3 separate regions of the Mus musculus genome follow, and all the other regions are linked to region 3. The links are chromatin loops, found by intact Hi-C in ENCODE. Cell type or tissue: heart. All regions are shown on one strand.

Region 1 (8,000 bases), 250 kb after region 3:
TTTCCCAATCTGTTGGTGGTCTTTTTGTCTTATTGACGGTGTCTTTTGCCTTGCAGAAACTTTGGAGTTTCATTAGGTCCCATTTGTCAATTCTCGATCTTACAGCACAAGCCATTGCTGTTCTGTTCAGGAATTTTTCCCCTGTGCCCATATCTTAAAGGGTTTTCCCCACTTTCTCCTCTATAAGTTTCAGTGTCTCTGGTTTTAAGTGGAGTTCCTTGATCCACTTAGATTTGACCTTAGTACAAGGAGATAAGTATGGATCGATTCGCATTCTTCTACATGATAACAACCAGTTGTGCCAGCACCAATTGTTGAAAATGCTGTCTTTCTTCCACTGGATGGTTTTAGCTCCCTTGTCAAAGATCAAGTGACCATAGGTGTGTGGGTTCATTTCTGGGCCTTCAATTCTATTCCATTGGTCTACTTGTCTGTCTCTATACCAGTACCATGCAGTTTTTATCACAATTGCTCTGTAGTAAAGCTTTAGGTCAGGCATGGTGATTCCACCAGAGGTTCTTTTATCCTTGAAAAGAGTTTTTGCTATCCTAGGTTTTTTGTTATTCCAGATGAATTTGCAAATTGCTCCTTCTAATTCCTTGAAGAATTGAGTTGGAATTTTGATGGGAATTGCATTGAATCTGTAGATTGCTTTTGGCAAGATAGCCATTTTTACAATGTTGATCCTGCCAATCCATGAGCATGGGAGATCCTTCCATCTTCTGAGATCTTCTTTAATTTCTTTCTTCAGAGACTTGAAGTTTTTATCATACAGATCATTCACTTCCTTAGTTAGAGTCACGCCGAGATATTTTATATTATTTGTGACTATTGAGAAGGGTGTTGTTTCCCTAATTTCTTTCTCAGCCTGTTTATTCTTTGTATAGAGAAAGGCCATTGACTTGTTTGAGTTAATTTTATATCCAGCTACTTCACCGAAGCTTTTTATCAGGTTTAGGAGTTCTCTGGTGGAATTTTTGGGGTCACTTATATATACTATCATATCATCTGCAAAAAGTGATATTTTGACTTCCTCTTTTCCAATTTGTATCCCCTTGATCTCCTTTTGTTGTCGAATTGCTCTGACTAATACTTCAAGTACTATGTTGAAAAGGTAGGGAGAAAGTGGGCAGCCTTGTCTAGTCCCTGATTTTAGTGGGATTGCTTCCAGCTTCTCTCCATTTACTTTGATGTTGGCTACTGGTTTGCTGTAGATTGCTTTTATCATGTTTAGGTATGGGCCTTGAATTCCTGATCTTTCCAGAACTTTTATCATGAATGGGTGTTGGATCTTGTCAAATGCTTTTTCTGCATCTAACGAGATGATCATGTGGTTTTTGTCTTTGAGTTTGTTTATATAATGGATTACATTGATGGATTTTCGTATATTAAACCATCCCTGCATCCCTGGAATAAAACCTACTTGGTCAGGATGGATGATTGCTTTAATGTGTTCTTGGATTCGGTTAGCGAGAATTTTATTGAGGATTTTTGCGTCTATATTCATAAGGGAAATTGGTCTGAAGTTCTCTATCTTTGTTGGATCTTTCTGTGGTTTAGGTATCAGAGTAAGTGTGGCTTCATAGAATGAGTTGAGTAGAGTTCCATCTACTTCTATTTTGTGGAATCGTTTATGCAGAACTGGAATTAGATCTTCTTTGAAGGTCTGGTAGAACTCTGCACTAAACCCGTCTGGTCCTGGGCTTTTTTTGGCTGGGAGACTATTTATAACTGCTTCTATTTCTTTAGGGGATATGGGACTGTTTAGAAGGTTAACTTGATCCTGATTCAACTTTGGTACCTGGTATCTGTCCAGAAATTTGTCCATTTCGTCCAGGTTTTCCAGTTTTGTTGAGTATAGCCTTTTGTAGAAGGATCTGATGAGTCTGCCTGGCTTGGGAGGCGGCCTCAGCCTCAGCAGCAGAATTAGGTCTTCTTTGAAGGTCTGATAGAACTCTATACTAAACCCATCTGGTCCTGGGCTTTTTTTGCTTGGGAGACTATTAATTACTGCTTCTTCTTTTTTTTTTTTTTAAAGAGTTAGTTATTTATTTATTATATATAAGTACACTGTAGCTGTCTTCAGACACTCCAGAAGAGGGAGTCAGATCTCGTGATCAGATGGTTGTGAGCTACCATGTGGTTGCTGGGATTTGAACTCTTGACCTTCGGAAGAGCAGTCGCGTGCTCTTACCCACTGAGCCATCTCACCAGCCCCTTAATTACTGCTTCTATTTCTTGAGGGGATGTGGGGCTGTTTAGAAAATGTTCCAACTTGTAATAAGGACACATGCTCCACTATGTTCATAGCAGCCTTATTTATAATAGCCAGAAGCTACAGAAAATATGCTACATTTACACAATGGAGTACTACTCAGCTATGAAAAACAATGAATTTATAAATTCTTAGGCAAATGGATGGATCTGGAGGATAGAATCCTGAGTGAGGTAACCCAATCACAAAAGAACACACATGGTATGTACTCAGTGATAAGTGGGTATTAGCCCAGAAACTTAGAATACCCAAGATACAATTTGCAAAACACATGAAACTCAAGAAGGAAGACCAAAGTGTGGATACTTTGTTCCTTCTTAGAATGGGGAACAAAATACCTATGGAAGGAGTTATAGTGACAAAGTTTGGAGCTGATATGGAAGGAATGACCATCCAGAGACTGCCTCACCTGGGGATCCATCCCATAAACAACCACCAAACCCAGACACTATTGCATATGCCAGCAAGATTTTGCTGACAGGACCCTGATATAGCTGTCTCATATGAGGATATGCCAGTGCCTGGCAAATACAGAAGTGGATGCTTACAGTTATCTATTAAATGGAATACAGGGCCCACAATGAAGGAGCTAAAGAAAGTACTCAAGGAGCTAGAGGGGTCTGCAACTCTATAGGAGGAACAACAATATGAACTAACCAGTACCCCCCAGAGCTTGTGTCTCTAGGTGAATATGTAGCATCCCTATCAGGCCATCAAAGGGAAGAGAGGCTCTTGGTCTTGTGAAGATTATATGCCCCAGAACAGGGGAATGCCAGGGCCAGGAAGTGGGAGTGGGTGGCTTTGGGAGCAGAGCTTGGGGGAGGGTATAGGGGACTTTCTGGATAGCATTTGAAATGTAAATGGAGAAAATATCTAATAAGAAAATGTAAAAAAGAACCAAATAAAAAACCCCCCAAAACCAATATTTTATAAGAAAGCTCTATGATTTATAGCACAGTTTTTGTCTTTGAAACAGGATAATGTGTGTGTGTGTGTGTGTGTGTGTGTGTGTGTGTGTGTGTGGTGTGTGTGTGTGTGTACAGAAAACCAATCTATAATTAAAGGAACTCAGGACATTTCATGCTGTAAACTCAGGTTGAAAACTGCCCTATTAACCTACCATTGAGCAAAGTTACAGAAAGTAAAGTCTATGGAGAAATCACATACGGAAACAGCACCAGCAACACTGCCTCCCCTGTGTTTCAAGTGAGTATTACCTGCAGAAAGTAGGAGTGTGTGAGTTCCTAGGTGATGTGAAAACTGCTATCTAACTACTACCCTTGACTGAAACAAGGAGATGAAATTAAAGCACTAGAAAGCTAACATTAGCAATAATTCATAGCAGTTCTATTTCCTGGAACTCAAGTGGAATTATCCTTTCAGATATCTCTGAAGTGAAAAAGCAGACAGTAAGAAAAGACAGCAAATGAATTAGAAGCTAATGTGGTACTTGCCAATCTCAACCTTTTGAGCTAGCATTCATAGTGGAAAGACAGTGCATAACATTTGTGTTATTCTTGCTTATCAAACAGGCCTCTTTATTCAGTTATATGTGAATAAATATTTTATTATAAAAATAAATTTTTAAATAGTATTTTGATAACATGCCAAAAAATTTGTCCAGGAAACCCCAAATCATGCACAATTAACCTGAAACTAGATTCTTCATCTTTAAAAAGAGAGTCCTACTACTGTCATCACAGAGATCATGGAAAGGCTGAAGACCGTGTTTGGTTGTGAATCACTTAATCGAACATCTAGGTCACATAGTAGGCTCTTAATAAGTGTTACTGAAGTCAAGTGTCCACTGCCTTTTCTCATTTAGAAAGCTCTGGGATCTCCAGAGTTATGTACTTCTAGGGAAATTCCATCCCCAAGGCCCCCTAGTCTTGGCAGAAGCACTTCTCAGCTGTAGCGTAGACTGTCCTGTCACCCAGCATCTTCAAATTAGTAAGTCTGGGAAACTATCCTGGGATAATTCAGGTCAAAGTTCAAAATTCATGTAGATATCACTGACTGTAAAAGCCTAAATTACATTTGAAATCTTAAGTCCAAGGCAATTCAGGGAAATGTAGCTCCTAACTTTGTTGGGTCTGAAATAAAAGAACAGCAAAAGGAGTTTGGACTGGAAGTTGAGGAGGTAAACATACCGTGCTACTGTTGTTCAATAAAACCATATGCTATGGGATTCAGAAGTAGTAGATGTCTTTTGTTTGTTACTAGTGTTCAGTTTTTACTCTCTAATTTTGCCGGAGCCAGCTCCTCATATCTGAAGGAACTCCAGCATCGTTGAGTCAACTGAATAGAAGCAGAAACATACAGGTAAAGGAACTTCCAAATGCTGCTGGGACCAAGTAAAAAGTAAACTGAAGAGTGGTTTGTGAACCTTCGCAAGACAGCATTACTGATGCGGTTTGAGTGGAAACCAGGTTAGAACTGTTTGAGGGGTGATGGTGGAGCAAGAAATGGAGACAGCAAGAACAGACAAAGCTCCTGAGCTGTCTGACTATAGAAGGGGAGACACTGTAGAAGAAGAGACAGAACAGCTTCAGAGAGCTTCGGGGTTCTGCTGATGGCCAGTCCAGCCAGCCTAGATTTCGAATTCAATACCTTTGGATATCTCTGAACATCCTGTCCCAGAAGTGTACTGAGGAGGGCTGTATTAAGGACACACAGTTCAGTATGTTCTCTGTCCCAGATATGTTAAGATCTATTCCTACAGGAAGGAAGCCAAATGAAAAAATGAGTTGGCCAGACACTCTTGTATTTTTAACCTTTACCCTGACTTTTCCATTTTCCTCAAAAAAAATGCTCTTAAGCAAATTGAGGCTAATGCCATTAGCAGATGGAGGACTATTAGCCAGTTTAGAGTCAAGTGCAAGCCCACCCATAGCAGAGGTCCTACGGTAAGCATCTTTATGGACTTCTTCCTAGCTCTATTTTGTGCTCCTCCCTTATTTTCATTCTTAAGTATCCACTCTCTTGTTAGCAGCTTAATATGTTCTTACACATCATTTTAAAATCTATATGGAAGAAAACAACAGTATAATAGATATATAAAGATATGATCCCTTCCCCTTCCCTGATACTAATTCTGTAACTGTCTCAATGGAAACCACAGGTTATCTATAGACTTGTGTTTTATGACCAACTTTGCTAGAGACCCTTTTCCACTAAAGGAAGGAACACAATGTTCTTCTATCACAAAAACATGTAGTTTTAGGACAGTGGGCTCTGCAATCGCAATCCAGCTCTTGGTCCAGAAAGACTGGAGTCAGACTGGACTGATTCTCCGAGGGCTGTGCCTGTGTGCAAGCAGACGCATCCCCTTGGCAATCAATCACTCTGAAAACAGTTTGCAGACAAAGGAATCTCATGTCCTAACAGATAGTTTGTACAAAATCATTATGTGCATACTTACACTTTTATTTTCAATCATTCATTCAGCCCCACATGTGTCAAGCTAAATATGTCACATTCTGCCCCAAATGTGTCATAGTCAGCTCCAAATGCATGAAATAGTGAAAACACAATTTAAGCCCAGCATTGAGGCAAATACCCAGTTAACATGTGCTTCATTTCCAGGGAAACTTGGGTCTCCTGGGCAGAAATTATAAAGAAAAATACTAAAAATTTATAGCAAGATAATTTTAGCTTAGGATATTATAGCTTACTTTTAGACCTAGGATATAAATCAAGAAGCATATAAACAAAAACCATAAAAAGGATGCTTGCTTGCCTCTGTTACAACTCACTTATTCGAAAAAAGAAAATAATTAGCTTGTAGGGCCTAATTACTCTTTTATAACTTTTGTTTAAATACATTTAATTGAATTTGTCTAGAGAAAAAAAATACAGAACTTGAAGCATTTTCCACAATCATGTTGATTTTTCCATCAAAGCTCCTGGCTTTCTCACCAGGCATTCTAATTTGTAATAATACGGTCCTATTTTTCATTTTAGGCTTTACCCCATAGTTCCAGAGTCTAGAATTAACCCCTATATCACAAAACTGAGCACAGGAGCTTCTCCAAACCCTCCTATGACTTCTGTCACATACTCTCTTGCTGTTCTAGTTCTAAGATAAATTTTGTTTAGCCTCCACTATCAATTCATCTGTACCTGTCTTGGGTATTGTTCATCTCATAGCCTATTTACCCACATAGTTATTTATGTTCACATAAAACCTATGAATGATGCATCTGTGAACCATGCATTGTGCACTCTGGTACCACCATTGACATAGTTTATATATGCTACTTAATTTCAGATAAATTGAATTCATTTAGGTAAGAAGCTTTCTGAAACCGGAAGTGTGAGATTTTTGGGAATTGAAATCGAACCTTTTGTTTTAAGCTGTAACAACAAGGTTAATTATAACTGGACTCTGTGGTGCCAATGATCCTTCTTAGTGGGAGTTCTTTTTACTTTGCTGAGACCTTTGGCTTAATTCATCTCCCTCTTTACTCCCTGACTTAGCAGGAAAGCTTTAGATAGATGTATGCCCACTGAGTCCACTTGATTGTTCAGATCTATCACCTCTACCTGCTTCCATGCCTCTGCCCATTCTCATACCCCTTACCCAATGTGTTCTCTTGCATCCTAGAACCTGCCAGGATGTCAATAGTTATAGGTTGTTAGCCATCTGTACAGCCCATCAACTTTGGTTTGAATTTTATTTTCATGTCTCTCTTCTTTTTCATCCTTATCACACCCAAAGTCAAGCTCTTATCTGTTTGCCAGAAATACAAATTAAACTTGCTTCTGAGGCACAGAGAAGTCTTAGCAACTGCTGTGGAAGACTTGAAATTTGTCCCTTTCCTACCAGTGTTTGGCTCCATACATCTTTTATTGTTGGATCTCATTGAGTTGCAGTGAAGTCTCAGAAAGAAAGTAAAAACCAAAAATCACAATTTGTATATCATCTTTATTACAGTTAAAATTTATCTTAAAATAGCCACAAAAGATGTGTCAAATGCTTAATAAGAGTCATTAAAGGGGCTGGAGAGATGGCTCAGAGGTTAAAAGCACTGACTGCTTTTCCAGATGTCATGAGTTCAATTCCCTGCAACCACATGGTGACTCAAAACCATCTGTAATAGAATCTGATGCCCTCTTCTGGTGTGTCTGAAGACAGCTACAGTGTACTCATATAAATGTAATAAAGAAATCTTTTTTAAAAAAAGAGTTATTAAATACCTATTCTGTACTCTGTGTTAGGCAAACAAGGCAATCAGGAAGACTGCCTGTCTCCAGTGAACTCTAGTCTGATGGGAGAGACACATGATTATAATGTGGCAAGATGACACAATGACAAAGAATGCATGACATGTGGGATGCCTGGGAAGCATAAGTTTTGTTGGAAGACTTGTATATTGCGATGAAAACTTAGGAAAGGATAAATTAGACATTTGAAAACAAGGAGTATGCCTGGAGAATGTATGTTTGTAACCTCTTTAAAGTAATTTATCTACACAAGGATGGGAAAGGAGAATTGTGTAATCATTGAAGTTTCAGCTTTTTCTTACAGCAAGGATGCATGCTGTATAAATGTAAATGTAAGATATATAATAAGCAACATAGCAATTGTTTTATAAGCTACTGTAATATGTAGGTCTAAGGATATGCTTAATGTTGCATTTTATTGATTAAGTGCTAATTAATAAGAATTTATATTGTCAGAACTTACTTGCTCTTACCAAATGTTCTATTAGGCAAGCCAAGC
Region 2 (8,000 bases), 110 kb before region 3:
CTCATTCACTGATTCCCAATCAACAATAGTCTGATTGCTCTATGACCACATACCTGACATGAGGGTGTGGGAAGAACATTTTGGATATTGGGCCAATCCTACGGTGGGGAGGGGGGATTTCTCTTCTCAAGAACAGAATCAAGTTCCATGGCAAGGCAGATGGCTACCTGAAGCCCCTGAAATGTATCTAATTCACTTTGTTAGGCTAAATCCAGACTGTGTTCAGGATCATTAACTAACTCCCCCTTTTTCAGGTTCACTCAGTAAAAACACATACATATAGAACTTCCCCTCTGTAAAAGAACCTGAAACTTCATTAAGAAAGTAAACTTGTAAATTCTAGTCTTTCAAACATTTGTCTACTATTCCCTGCTGAGCTAGTGAGGACGATTAAGGACTAACATGCTAGTAACTGAGACAGGGCTGCAGACAGACTGCAGATGTCTGTTTCTCCAGGGTTTAGAGTGAAGGTGCAGAGTAAACTGGCCATTAACTAACACAGGAAGCTTTGGAATCTGAATATGCAGGAATCCTTTCGGGGCTCACTGAATCCTAACAGCCTCAGGAGCCAAGGATAAGAGTGTGGTTTGTGTCTCTTCCAGAATCCCATACACCAAAGAGAGAGAATGCCCAAGTCAGCATTACCTCACTAGAACATGAACAATTAGACTGTCCATTCTATAGCCAAAGATGGCTGTTAGGAATAAATCAAAGAAGAAAACAAAATTCTGACAATGACTGCCTGAGAGGGTGGAGGTGACAGGTGTCTTCTATTCTCTATCCCTAGTCTCCTAGATTTCTAAGTCACTAGAAAACGAGAGAGAGAGAGAGAGAGAGAGAGAGAGAGAGAGAGAGAGAGAGAGAGAGAGAGATTGAGAATGAATGTGTGTGTGGTACAAACAGAGATTTAGGTACACACTGTAATCTCTGCTCTTGGAAACTTGAGGTAGGAAGATTGTTATTATGTCTAAGCCAGCCTGGGCTATAATAAAAGACCCTATCTCACAACACAAAAACGGGTGGTGGTGGTTTAGTGCCAGCACTCTGGAGGCAGAAGCAGGTGGAGCTCTGAGTTTGAGTACAATCTGGTCTACAGAGTGAGTTCCCGGACAGTCAAGGCTATACAGAGAAACTGTGTCCTGAAACCAACCAACCAGTACCAACCAATCAACCAAGCTAACAACCCCCTCTCTTTGTTTTCTCTACTTAGATAAAGGCAGGTGAGGCCCCAGTCATGTATTATATGATGATATTGTCATCACCATCAGTCTTCGTGAGCTCTGGGTATGCAAAGGTAAACATTTTACTTCACACTGCCTAAAAGACTGGACAGTACTAGAAAAAATTAAGTGTTCAAAACAATCCCTATCTGTGTGATCTTTTATCATTTTGTCAAAGCTATCATTTCAAAGCATAAAAAAGTAAACAAATCTACAAGGTTAAAGAAGTAAATATATCTACAGGGTTAAATAAAGAGGGAGGAAAAGGTTTGACAGATGGGAAAAAGAAAAGTCTGGTTATAAAGCCTACTTTCTGTAAGATGCATATCACAATAACTCTAGCCTAGGTTCTAAAACAAGTCTCCCTGAAGAAGTCAATAAACAACTGTTTTGCTTCATCCCAGCATGGGACCATGGCTCCACAAAAACACCACCATCCTGAAGCCATCTGCACAGGGGCTTACTGAGGCGGTGAGACTGAGGTGGTGACGTCTGCACTCTGGGAATGCAGGGCATGACAGAACTCCGTAAAGATAAGAGGAGGCTTGACTATCTTTTGAAGGCAACACCCTGTTCCTGACCAGAGGGACGGGGAAAGAAAATACTGTCTTCATTTTTACTGATGTTTAAAGAAGCAGCTTTGTTCACAGACCCTCAAGAGAGGGAAACAAAGCCCTAGTCTCTTACCAGCAGTCAGAGGTGTGTGCACTGATCTGCAAAAAGATCTGCTGTGGCTGTCAAGTTAAATAAGCGGCTCTTCTGGCAGCCCCAGCAACCACTGGCATATTTTCCTGTCGATGTCAGTACAGCTTTGGGGCTCTATCCCTAGGCATCAGGTTGGCTCAGATGCACTACCACCTATGGAACTACATGCGCTCTGGGTGGAAAATAGGGCATATGCTTTCAAGCCAAGGCGAGCCAAAACCTGCTGGGTCAGTCACAGTGAGTAGCAAGCTTCTCTGGCATAAGGTATACAAACAAAAAAATCAGACATACAGTTTTCACTGCGAGCTAACAATTTCTCTGCCCAGAAGAGCAGGGTAAGTTTATCAGATGCTCCATTCCCAAGGAGATAACAAAAACATCAGCATGTACCATCACCCTTCCCCACCCCCAAACAAAAGGAAAGAGGGAAATAAAAAAATAAAACTGGCAGAGGCCACTGGATTTGAGTCGTGCCACCTTGAGATGGCAGCTCACATTTTCCAAAGAATCATCAATAAGACATAAATTTAGAGCCCCTTCCATGGTCTCATGTAAGCGGCAGAATCATCTCAGAGCCAGCATCCAGGCCTGGCCCTTCCATTGCTAGCACTGTGCGTAATAGAACCATCAACTAGGGTCTTCCTTACAAAATACACAGGCATCCCAGAAAGGAGGCTACATTATTATAGAACATTATTGCACCCTCAGAGCTCGGTGTTTCAATTACACCGCCCAGAATCAGCATATCTACTTCACTCTGCCCTCCTCCAGAAAACATTCTTCATTGCAGAATTCACCAAGAGACAAGCCCATACTTGTTTGTTCAAAAAATGTTTCCCCACTTGATTGTGCTTACCAGCCTCTCTCCAGAGAGGACCTCCAGTAGCTTGATGAGCATCCGTCCATCTCGAAGGTCCGTGTACAGGTCTGTGATTCGGCAGGACACTCTCGCAAGGTGGGAATTGACCCACTTGGTGAAGGTCTTCTTCTGTACAGCTTCACGCTCATCTGTAAGCAGAGGAGAACTCACTTTACCAACAACCAAGCACTGGCAACAGCAGGTGCAAGCCAGCAAAGCCCCACGGCCCACACAGCAAGAGTGCATCAGCAAAACTAAACTCCAACCAAACCCCCACTTAGCTCTCTACTGTCTGGGAATACTGGGATTTGGACAACCCTTGCACCAGTCAACTCCCAGGTTTGCAGCCAGCAGAATGTAGCAGTTAAACTAAGTCACTGCTACAGATGGATCCCACTGTGCAGCTTGAAACCATGACCCTGGAGCTTAAGAGCGTCATGCTTCACTGACCGTGCTAGCTGGGCCCCTTTGAGCAGAAGCCCTACTCCTAGTACAAACTTGCCTTATGGACGTTTACAACATACAACTTGATGGAATAAGCAGAAACCCCAACAACTGCTGTACTGAAAAAAACCCAGCACATAGTGTGTGAAACTCAATCCTACTGATGGCTGTATAGTCAGTGTGTACTGGGCTCCTAGATTGGTCAGGGGAGCAGTAAACAGTCTAGTATCTGGAAGGCTGTGCTGAGGCCTCCATTCAACCTAGCATAGTAAGGCAGTGAGGCAGAGACCATACTGGGCAAGCTTTTACTGATGTACTCCAAGCCAAGCACCTGCCAAGACACCTGCGCCTCCTGCTGCAGTCAGCAGTTCTTTGAGGTCCAGTCTTTCCCTAAAGCCTATCCATCCAAAAGAGGGCCTTTCTTCATGGATAAGGACTAATCAGAAACAAAGAAACAGAATGGCTGGGGCTGTGGGAAGGAAGAAAAGGCAGTTAAGGGCATAGCAAAAGGAGTTATGCCAGTAATACTATGAGAGGTTGAGATCACATGTATTATTCTTACAATCGTCATTATGAATGGTAACTTTACCACTACAATGGCAAGTGTAGTTCTTGTTGTTGTTTGCTTAAAGTTTGGCTGTTCTGAAAGAGTAGACTGGACCATGTCAAGAGGGATACTTCCTAGACTGTACCTAGAAGACTAATAATTCCTCATTCAAATATCTTTAGGTCTAATTTCTTTAAAATTATGGTTTCTTGAATATGCTGCAAGGAGCTGAAAATGTCTTTATCCTGATGGCTATCCTAGGCTATTAATGAAGGTTTGGGGTTCAAAGTCACTACCGCACCCAATCTATGAAGAGAAGATGATCAAAATAGAAATCTGCTTAGGTTAAAATATTTCTCAATAAGCTAGCGTGTAAAGTATGTTATTGCACAGTTACCAGCATCCCTTGGGGTAACTCACACATTAAAGAAACCCTGGTGACTTCTTTCAGGTTCAGAATCAGCAGAAGCCCTGCCCCGCAGTGACAGCTCAATCCCACGCCCTATGCTCCAAGAAGAGACAGAGGCCAGGGGTGGAGGCAGAGAAAACTGAGCTCGAATAGCCACACCCAAATCTGCATAAGAGGCTCCCCAGAACTGCAGTGTACCTCAGAAGCTCTAGAAAGGGGGAGGGAAAGGAATTAAAAAGTAAAAAGAAGGAGAGGTTTAATTCTTCCTATCTGTGCCTTTCTCCAGTTTCAAGTTGAAGAAGGGTACAAAAAAAAAAAAAAAAAAAAAAAAAGGCTCCCACCACACTGAGAAAGGCAGAAAACTTCTATCCAAGGACTGGACATGAACAACATCCTATACAGAGGAAGGGCAGGGACAAAGCCAGGCCAGCTGATGTGTCATCCTACAACAAAGTATGTGCACAACAACACACTTCTGAAGCAGGAAAGGGGGTGGGGTGGGATTCTACCTCTTGGCCCAGTAGAGGGAGGGAACTGTCTCTAGAGACCCAGTCCTTTGTTCCACCCTTCCTGGGAAGGCAAATGACATCATGCCTGTACTCTTCCTACCCCCTTCCCAGAGAGGCTAGAGGAGATAAGCCAGACGCCTGCAGAGGAACAGAAGGCTGTTGGCAGCGACAATGGAAGACAATCCAGAGGGTTTCCAAGCTCAAGCTGTTGCAGCTGGCCAAGCTCAGGGGAAGGCGGTGGGAGGACAGGGAGCAGCAGCGTTATCCAGTCCTAGGAACATGAGGTCATCACAGCAAATGAGTAAGATGAATATGGAGGCCCTTCACACGCCACACTGACCAGTGGTTGACTATGGTCCCTGGAGAACATGAAGCAGTGCTTATAAACGTTTTTGATAGTGGTGACTGAAGGACAGGTGCTACTAGCAGCTAGGGTGCAGAGGCCAGGGACACGGCTAAATACTCTGCACAGGGTAACCTCTATAACAAAGAATCATCCAGGCCAGGACTGAGAAATTCAGTTTAAAGGTTCTGAGCTTTTATTAATTACAGCAGGAACTTGAGTGTATCAGACTGAATGAGCTGGAGAAGAACACTTGAATTTAGGGTGTTGTTCATGCATCTTTCTCTTTGGGTTACATCAGAGCCTGACAGTTTGACAGTAGAAAGGGTTGCCTGCAGGCATGCTCATTCCACAAGAAGCTGGAGATAGAGTGGAAAAGCAGGTGCAACCCTATGTGACTCAGAATGTTGGTGGGCATTTGGCTTCCCCTGCCACGTCCACTCTCCCTGTACCCTTGAAGGGCCTTGTATGGCTGTTACCAATTCTAATCATACAGATACACCAAAAGAGCTTGTCTAAAGGCTACCTAGTATCAAACAGGATTGTAAAGTAGTCAATGAGGTAACCAGACTATTTTAACTGTTCATTAAATTTGTTCCTGCTGCACTCCCCACCAAAGAAGCACTCTCAACTCAAATCACTTAAGAAATTTATCAGGGATGGTAGGATCATACAATCTAAGGCTGAACAATCCTTTAGAAGCCATCTAAATGCACTTTCTTGAGTGAAATAATCTCTTCAACACTTGAGTAGTCACTTAAAAATTTTAAGCTGAGCCTCTTGGTACAAGCACAGGACCACACAGTGGGTTGGTTCTAAGTCATCCTGGACCACTGTAGTAAAGGCCTGACTGAAAATAACATGTAGGAAGAGGGCACTGGGGTAGCTCAGTGGTACAGTGCTTGCCTAGCATGTGCAAGGTCCATGGTCCAATCAAAAATATCCTCTAAATGAAAAAGATGAGTAACGTCCCAGATGAGGTTTGTAAAATCACATGTAAACATATGTGCCAGGAGGTTATACAACAGATTGTCCAAGGTAATGTCTTGTTTCTAGCTTTTAATACAACCAATGGCACTTATTTAGCAGTGAATATAGCCCAGGCCCAGATCTAAGCATCTATAATTCTCACAACCCTCCCGTGAAGTAGGAACTGACTCAAGCAGGCTGGCTCCAGAGTCAGGCCTCTCAGTGACTGAGCAACATTATCCTGTGTATAAACTGGGTGAGGAGGGAAGACGACGTATTCCCATTATGAGGCAGAGTCACCGTCACTGTCCTAGCCCAATTCTTCTGAGTATGCTTCATCTTTGACACTGAAGACTAGATCAGCCTCTGTAGCCCATGGCCTAAGAGAGCGGGTTTCTTCCTCGTTCATGTCAAGACCCCCAGCTTTCCTCGATTCATCCTCCACACCGACTATTTTTTCAAAAGCCAGCACATCCAGAGAGACAGTGGTTGGAAATTAAAAGTAAAGAAAATGCAAAAAGAACACGCATGGTTAGATAGTAAGCAGGGGGGTGGGGGAGACACACACCAAGTTCATAAGCCTCTCAGAAGCACATACACTCCAAGAAAACTGTCTCTGTAGCTGAGTGTGAAGATCCAGTCATGCAAGCTGTTAGCTCTACAAACTCAAAAGATGAACTAGCCAACTGCTGGTCAGTCAGAAGTACCAAGCAGACAGGGAACTCCTGTCAAGAGATGGTAACACAATCGTGGGTTCTGACGACTGAAGGAGTGAGTTGCAATTCTGTGACTGGACTCAGGAGGACTCTCATTGCACCGTAGCAGCAACACCACATCACAATGCATCTGCACTGTAAGCCACTCCATCAAGGTTTCCTAAAGCCTTACAGCAACGACTAAGGAGACAGAATCCAAAAGACTTCTGTAGCAGAGCCCAGTGGCTCAATGGCAGCAGGCTGAATGGTAGGTCTGGTGTCAGGAGGGGAGAGTGGTTCACACACTTCTCCTATTTTACATCCACACAGGAGGGAACAGTAAATTCTAAGTGCCTCTCCCTGAGTCTCTGCTTTACATTATCTGAGAACTTGAAATTTCATTTCGTAGCAAATGTTTAAGAGGGTGATTTGGTATTTAGAACAGAACAACGATTTTACCTGGTGGCCAAACCAAAGAGCAGTGAGGAACTTTCCCTCAATCACCACACCCTATTAGAAGTACCTAGTGTACTTATAAGTACCTACTCAGTCTACAACAGCACATTTTCATAACTGGACAAGTTATAGGAAACAACACAGCTTTGGTGAACATAAGGGTCTTGCTATAGCATCTCTCTGCAATACTTCTCTGCATAAGATACTGCAACCATATTCACCAGGTGCCAGTTCTGGGTATGGAAAGATATAGGAGTCAGGAAAGAAGGTAAAGGCATCACACACTCTAGGAGAAAGTAACAAGAGAAATAATAAGAGTTTGTGGATTAAGTATCAAGAATTTTTCTTTTCTTTCTGGCTGAGGCTGGCCCTGAACTGATAGCAATCTTGTGGTCTGTCTTCAGATTACTGGGACTATAGAAAGGTTCTACTACCATTCCCAGCTAAGATTACATCCCCATTCTTACCAGATTCTTAGTCAATTGTGCTAACACAATAGCTTGCCACCAGAGATGGTAATGGTACAATTTCCAACCAAGTTAAATGCAGACTTGGGTTCAAAGCAGTAAAAGGAGTTATAAGACTGGAAGGGGGATGACGAGGTAATCACCATGAAGACCTGTCCCATGGCTAGCGAATCTGAAATTCAGTCAGTCAAGTTCTGTGTCTCATGTAAGTTCCCATATACTTAGTAAACTAAGTTTATCTAGGAAAACAAAAAGTTAAAAAGTGACCAAAAAAAAAAAAAGATTATAAAGAAGGAAAGAGCAGACTACAGTGTGCTTTGTATTGAAGAATTCAGAATAATTTCAAGTCTAGCCACCACGTCTTTACTCTGATCCCT
Region 3 (8,000 bases):
CTCTAAGGGAAAATGGAGCCAGGGTAGGACTAGATGCAGAGGCTGTAAAGGGTCTGTGTGCTTCAGGCTCCAGCTTCACTCTTGAAGCCCTCTGGTGATAATTTTTAAACTTCAGAAGTCTTCTAGGAAGGAATGTAAAACACTATTGATCTAGATAACCAAAAACAAATAGGACTCTCCAGGTTTCTTCATCTAGTGGCAGGAAACACACACATGTCATACACATAGCCAGAGATACTTCAGCTTTATGGTGAAGGAAGAATAAAGGAAACCATGAAATTTTAAATTCATTACCCCTCAAGTCTGTATGTGTGCAAGATAGGAGGGGCAGGCCAAGTGCACATGTGGAGGCCAGAGGACAATTTTGCTGGTCTCTTCTCATTTCCTTCCACCATTACACAGCTTGGGAAATAGAATTCAGGATGTCCGGAAGCTTTTGATAGTTTGGAAAAGCAGGGCAGAGTTCCTTAACCGGATGCTCAAACACATCATGTATTTTATTAAAAAACAGAGAGTGAGCAGGAAGTTCTGGAGTGGGCTCAAGAGGATGCACTCATAACAATCTACTGAGGGACTCTGCTAATTTCCAAAGACCATACTGACTTTTAAAATATTTATTTTAATTCTATGTATTGTGTGTGTGCTCATAAAGTCATATTCCCTGAAACTGGAGTTACAGGCAGTTGTGAGCTTCCTAGAATGGGTGCTGGAAACAAACTGAAGCTGTCTTTTGTTAGAGCTGTGTACACTCTTAACCACTGAGCCATGACTCCAGCCCCTGAAATGATATGTTAAAATAGAAAATATGTGTCTGTCCATTTGGAATAAGTTTTAGTCATTAATTTCCAAAAAATGTTATTGCTACACTATATAAGCTTGAACATGGATGGCATAACTACTACCAAGACAATCAGAGTATTAAACTTGGTCTTTCTGAAGAAAAGGTGCTTAGATAAAACATACAGACTGAAGCTTCCGAGGAGAATCCTCAGCGCTACAGTGGTAGCATTTTTAACGGAGACACTGGCTCTTTCCTCACAGAAAGTTGGTTTGCATTCCCAATAACCTGCAGGAGAACCCAGGGCTACATAAGGAAATCCACAGAACATTAGAAAAGGCTCATTAAAAGGAATCCGTTGTCCGGCCATAATTAAAGCAGTATTACTACTGAGCACTAAGGTTAATAAGTTAAAAGAAATACAAGAACGTGGACTATAAGACTGTCACTAAAAATATGCTCTTTAGTTAGGGTGACAGGAAGGTCACTTAAGCCCGAGTCTGAGATCAGTGGTTCCTGTCTCAAAAACAACTAAGTGAAAATGAGGATCTTAAGATGAAAAGCTTTCAATTACTTTAACAACAGAACACTCAACAGCAATTGCCCCTCATGTTTAACAAACAAACAAAAAAAAAAAAAACAAAAACAAAAAAAATTTTTTTTTGTAGTAAAATCCTTCTGTCTCAAAATAGTACCTCCACATGGACCATTACACTTTCATACATGAAGACAAAAAAAAAATCAAATTGTCTAAATAAATTGCAGGTCTCTGCTAAGGATGCTCCCATTCCTACATCACTGATAGACCTCTCCCCGGGCTCTTCACCAATGTAAGATGACCCAGGACACTGCTTTTGCTGCCCAGAACTTTCCATTATGGCAGATTAAAGTTTTGGTCACTGTGGTGATACCAGGTGCTTAACCCAACAGAGTTCTTCAGCTGGTATGTAAGTTAGAACAGCTAAACCTCCTGTGACATCAGCAGGTTTTTTTTTTACAGCATAGTAAATCTAAAATGTCTGCATAATCCATGCATGAAACACTAAAAAAAAATAAAATAAAAAATCTTTACGCAGATTGCCAACACAGCTGTGAAGTTCAAATCCACAAAGTCCCATCTTTGAACAGCCCAAATAATGTACACATACACACACACACCACATACCACACACACCACACATATATACAACACACAAAACCACACACAACATACACACATACCACACACTACAGATACACTACAGGCACACACACATAACACATACTACAGACATATCACACACACACACACCACACTACAGACACACCACAGGCACATCCATTATAGATACATCATACACACATATACCACACACACATACATACTATACACATACACTACACACCACACACACCACATACACATAGCAGATACCACACACTACAGACATAAACCACATACATACACCACATACACATCACATACCACACACATACATACCACACACACTATACACCACATACATACCACACACACATACCAGACACCACATACTACAGACACACCACAGACACGCATCACACATACAAACATACTACACATATATACTATACCACACATACCACATACACATACCAGATACCAAACACTATAGACATACCACAGGCACACACAAACACTCCCCTCCCCACATATACCACATACACATACCAGACATATTCCACTCAATAGCCATTCCCCACACACTCCATACACCACAGATACACTGTACATAGACCACACATAGTCACTACATAACACTCCACACACATCACAGACATTCCACACATATACAGACACTACACACCCCACAGTTACAGGCTGTTCTATTCTGTACTAACAGATTCACCGGATATTACAAACAAAAAACAAAAGCAGGCTCACCCCTGGCTTTGGAGAGCTGACCTTTCCTTCCAGTTAGTATACTGAAGTCTGTCTCTCACATGTACATTTTAAGAAAGCTTGAATTGACATTTGAAATCTATCCCATATGCCACCTCATACCTCATAAATAAAGTACAGAACTGGCAGCTTAACGGGGCATTTTCCTGTGAAGACACTTAAATGGTCTTCAGAACCATCTCAACAGTAGAGGCCTCAACCCTCCTCCCCAGCCACATCTATCTATACAATATATATACACAAAAATACATATAAGCAGCCATAAACGAAGCCAGTAACCCCATTAGTCATGTCTGGAGGCTTCACCTGAGTACCTGAACCTATAAGTCTGATTCTGGAGAAAACCAATTCACTATCAATCATGACACTTATCAAAAAATGCTTAATAGAGAATCCAAATAAATAACTGTGCTTGCTTGCAGAAAAATCATATTAAAAACCAGGTTAAAAGAGTCTCATACAAATTTCTTTTAAAACAACCAGCTGAATCCAAAATTTAGTAAACGTTTTCAGGAGCATATGATCTAAAATGAAAAATCATTTCATTTCAAAGATGGTTTCCTAAAGGAAAAATCCATTTTCTCAGAAATAATGAAAGGAAGAGAAATAACTACAACATCATGACTATGACCATCTAATTAATAAGCACTAACTTTCCACAAATAATGGAATCAATGTCCATCTGGTTTGTGGCTATGGTTTATGGGCGATGCACAGAAAATCGGCAACTCCACACCAAATGCACCACACAGCCTGGGGTGTTCTTCTGCAGCCCCTCCCTCCTGTGCTGTCCCTCCTTAGCATCAGGCTCCTTCTGCAGCAGCAGGCCAGCAGATTTTGCCTGCATCACTGCTGCAGGGTGCGCCTGGGTGCCCACACCCACCAGGAGGGGCCGGAGAGGTCACCCCCAAAGCGAAGGCTGCCCCAAAGGCTGCCCCTCGCATACCTAGGTGACCTGCTCCTCCCGACTCTACAACACTCTGACACTACGTCTCTCCACAGCAGCACCGCAAGGTATTAGCAGCTCTGGGCGCCAACAAAGCGCTGTCCTGGGCCTGGGTGGGGCCGGGCGGGGGCCGCAGGCGCCGAGTAGCTGTGCCAAGCCCCGTCGGCGAGAAGCCCGGAGACTGCGATACTGCTGCATTGTGCTGCATCACGGCGAGGGCACCGTAAGCCATCCATCTTGCCAACAACACACATCCCCGCCCCAAAAGCCCGCATCGAATCCATCTTCTCTTCTGCTGAAGCACTCCCACACATCCCTTTCCTCACTAAGTGCCCCGGCTTGACTGCAAAAATAAAGGGCAATGCTTTCCGTACAGCCTCCCCTCATTAGATGGTACCACCTGGCACCTCTCCTGTCACCAAAACAAAGGGAAGGCTCCCTCGGAGAGGCTACGGTGAGCCGGTGACCAGAGGGCACCTAGCCCACCTTCCCTAGGCAGGGCCCGAGGGTCCTTGAGCCCGCACGAACCTGTTGAAGACCCAGTGGCAGGACGTTAGGGCGGGCGCCGCACCCCAGGGCGGCTCCCCCAGCCCTGCGCGGGCGCGGAACTGGGCGAGGCGGGGGCGGCGGGGCTGCTGCAGAGCAGCACGGACCACGCCTGCCCGCAGCCCCACACCGTTACTCGCAGAGCCTGGAAGAGGCCCCGGGAGACCCCCGATTCGGCACGCACCCCCTTGACAGGACCGAGTGCGTCCGGGGGGGCAAGCGACCTCACTGCGAAACCCGCCGCGTCCGGAGGGCCGGCTCCCCGCCCCCACGGCCTCCGGGGTGCAGGGCAGCAGCAGCGTCATGCGCCCCGGCCCGCGCCCCTCCTCCGCTCTCCCGCAGGCAGCCCCGGGTGAGTTGGCATCCTCCTGCCTCGGCCCTTGACCTACCTCCGGAGGTGGGGTGGGGGGTGGGGGCCGGGGTCCCGTCCTCCTCCCGCTCCTCGGCGGCCGGGCCGGTAGGCCTGGGAGGCGACTTCGCAGGGCTGTCGGCGGCTGGGGCCGGGGCTCACAGGACGGGACCAGTAGGCGCTGCTGCGCTGGGCTGCGCGCTCGCTCCGGGCAGAGAGGCGGCCGGGGGAGGGACTGGAGGAATCTGCAGCCTGGACGGCGACAGCTGCACAGATTCCGGGGGCTGGGCGGGCGCGGGGCGGGGAGGAGGGAGGAGAAAACGCGCGGGCGGGGGCGGGGGCGCGGGGAGGGGCGGGGCGGGGAGAGGGGCGCGGGCGCGGGGAGGCTCGGTCGCGGGAGCGCGCACACGCCTCCCGCAGCACTCAAGCCTCCGCGGCTTCTCCCTGTCGCGCGCCCTCCGTCCTGCGCGCAGCCCTACAGCCCGGCAGCCGCCCACCCAGAGATGGTTCGGATGCGGCGGGGAACAGCGAGCGCGTGCACGCTCTCCGGAGCTCTGGCGCTTCCTAAGCCCCGGGCCACGCACCCTGCGCCAGGGTCTGGCCTGGGCGGGGTGGGTACCGCTGGAACCGCTGCTGCGAGAGCAAAAGGACAATGGGGGCTTTTATCCTTGCATCCAGTAAGGACCAATTACTCGTTTAATTTGAGGCTAATTCGATTATCGCCATTGAAAAAGACAGGCTAATTTTCTCGGTTACTTGTGCAGCCTCTTCTTCCCTGCGACGTTCGCCTTTAGAAAAGGAGTTGCACCGGGAGGTTAGGGTGAGTCGTTTGTTTGCTTGGTTGGAGCTCAGTGATGATGTCCAGCTTGAAGACCGATGACGCTGACCTCTATGAGAGAAGCTTTGGGCGTTGGAGCCAGTCATATGTGTTTCTTCAAACGGTTAATGGATTCCTCCATGTGAATGCTATTTTACCTTTCCCCTCGAGGGTAGCTGGGAACAGCCTACAAGTGGTTTATCCAATTCTTGCCTCATGGCTAAGCACAGACTCAACTTTAACCAGAGGCCAGGTGCTTTGCCCTGGACTCCCGGTTATTATAGAGGATCCTTGAGATGACGTGAACGCTGGAGTTCTACCACCTCCATTTTCTGACAATGGACATTTTCTTGAATTTATGTTAATTGCCCCCCACAAAGCAGCCCACTGGCTATCTTGTCAGCTCCCAGGCTGTGTAGAAGTCCTGAAACTGCACTAATGGGAGGGAAAGGATGGTGAATCATCATTCTAGGAATAGAAATGCTCTTTGGAGAACACGGTCTGGAGAAACTGATTTCCTCCCATTTCTGTAAGATCCCCAACTGTGGGCTTTTCAAGGGAATATGGTCCTTGACTTAAAAGGCAGTGTTCCCTGGAGATCTGCCCACCTGCTTAAAAAGCAACCTGGGCTGATGGAAGCATATTTTAGTACTAAAATAAAACAAAAAATTGTCATAGTACGTTGAAGACGATTATTTGTTTTAGAGCTTTACTATCAGTTTGCTTTTGATTATATGGAAAAAGTTGAGGAAGGCAAGTAATTTAACATTTTCCTCAGAAGGTTCATAACAGAGCCAGAAGGTCAATTCTTTCAAGGGTAGGATTCTTTGTTCTTTTGAATGTGTTGTTCAGTTAAGAGGTACTAAAAGTATTTGTTGACCTAAATCAAACAAAATCTACATGGGAACTGCTACCCAGTAATGAAGAAAACCCACTAGAAATGAAAGTTGCTTCCCTTTCGAGGGTCAGTGGAGTATGTCTCTGGTATCAACCTAGCCACACTGTTAATAGATCACCAATCTAAACCACATCAATGCTGGGGAATGCCTCACTTTAAATTCTTCCAAAGCTATTGTGAAATGGTAACACCTCAATGCTTCCTTCATCACAGATAGCAGGTACTTAAATCTTCCTTTGATGGCTGACTCATCTCCCCCATTCCACTCCCACTTAAGTCTTATTTTTTTTTCTTCAAAAAGGAACTCCCCCAACTGGTAATTAGTCCAAAAAAGATGTGAAAGTCAAAGATTCAGAGGTTTACCATAAATACCTCACCACTTCTATCTTTTGATAGAAAATAAAAATCACCCAGAAAAGACCAGTTCTAAACCTAGAGATATTATTTGAAAGATATCTCTTTTTAAAATATAATTATTGCAGATGTTTTTTTAAAATTTTACTTTATATATATATATATATATATATATATATATAGAGAGAGAGAGAGAGAGAGAGAGAGAGAGATAGATAGATAGATAGATAGATAGATAGATAGATATATATGACGAGTACACCGTAGCTGTCTTTAGACACATCAGAAGAGGGTATCAGATCCCTTTACAGATGGTTGTGAGCCACTATGTTGTTGCTGGGAATTGAACTCAGGACCTCTGGAAGAACAGTCAGTGGTCTTAACCACTGAGCCATCTCTCCAGCCCTGAAAGATATCTCTTTAAAAGGCAAATATTTAGAACAAAAATTTAAACTTAGTGACGGTGACAACTCAGAATTATCTTCAAATATCTCAGAAGCAGTTCTGTAGAAGTTGATCTTTACTTTAGAATCAAGGTTGATTTAAAGGAACCCAGAATTTATCATTATCATGTCAGTAACATACTATTTTCCATTAAGAAAAACCAGAAACCTATAATTATATTAGACTTTGTCTTCCAGAGAAACAATGTAGGGGTTCTTTTTGCTTTTTTGAGACAAGATTTCACTTTATTACAAGGCTCATCTTAAACTCACGCCAATGTACCCATATCAGCCTCTTGAGTGATGGGCTTCCAAGGCATGCACCATGATGCCCATTAGAAATACTTTGTTATGAAAATGTTGTGAGGTCAGTATTTAGGTCAGTATCGAAGTTCGATATTTAGCAAGGATGGGAGACACTCAAAATCACAAAAGTTTCGCAGATATAATTTGTCATTTTAACTTTCCATTTAAAATATGGAGGGAAATGTTCCTAACATGTATCAGTAACTGTCATCTGTGTTATGATGCTATAATACAAAATTCCCAAATCTTAGCATAACATAACAGGTCCCTAATTCAACAAAGGTTAATGTTTTGCTTTGTAAAGTCAGCTCTGGATTGAAGAGGCTTTCTGGGGAAGCTATCTTCACCGTACCAGCTCAGCATTCCAGGGTATGTTAATGTTAGGGTACCTCCATGTCAATGAGTGGTTCCACTCCCTGGTGAGGGAAGCCTGTGATAGAGGGTTAGGTATCAGCAACTAGCAAATGACACTTGGTCTCTTTCTCCCCATTTTATGCCAAAGTAAGTCATAGGACTACACCTGAAGCCAGATCTGTGTGAACAAGAAGTCTGTCTACTACCACCTGTTTGGTTTGGAAAAGAACGAATGATACCCTAGTCTTCTCTTTGTTATATATTAGCCCAAGTAGATCCTATTGTTTA

What was found. Hi-C counts contacts between places; a loop is a spot of excess contacts. Peaks named below come from ENCODE experiments on the same cell type or tissue, not always from the same donor. Only the 100,000 strongest peaks of a DNase experiment are listed, where the experiment ranks them.
Region 1: it touches region 3 in a loop (5-fold over the local background); 4 of 42 quality-filtered maps call a loop at or near these places.
Region 2: it touches region 3 in a loop (4-fold over the local background); 9 of 42 quality-filtered maps call a loop at or near these places.

The regions. Positions count from the first base shown.
Region 1 is chr11:30,512,377-30,520,376 of GRCm38, forward strand. The region is part of intron 3 of Acyp2 (acylphosphatase 2, muscle type); the gene reads right to left. Among named protein-coding and RNA genes, the nearest start is that of 4930505A04Rik, 45 kb to the left of the region's middle. In heart, a CTCF peak has its summit at 7,403 (motif pointing left); a DNase peak (open chromatin) is centred at 4,915.
Region 2 is chr11:30,156,513-30,164,512 of GRCm38, forward strand. Sptbn1 (spectrin beta, non-erythrocytic 1) reads right to left here. Exons shown (of 35, transcript NM_175836.2): 2 at 2,782-2,933. Among named protein-coding and RNA genes, the nearest start is that of Sptbn1, 59 kb to the right of the region's middle. In heart, no CTCF peak of the experiment used is centred here; DNase peaks (open chromatin) are centred at 1,709, 2,029, 4,289 and 4,819; H3K4me3 peaks cover 966 bases; H3K27ac peaks cover 6,646 bases.
Region 3 is chr11:30,263,368-30,271,367 of GRCm38, forward strand. Gm8098 (predicted gene 8098) reads left to right here and starts at 4,091. Exons shown (of 3, transcript NR_168037.1): 1 at 4,091-4,543. It also overlaps a transcript of Sptbn1 not described here. In heart, a CTCF peak has its summit at 3,580; DNase peaks (open chromatin) are centred at 3,714, 4,234, 4,754, 5,024 and 1 weaker place; H3K4me3 peaks cover 5,246 bases; H3K27ac peaks cover 3,869 bases.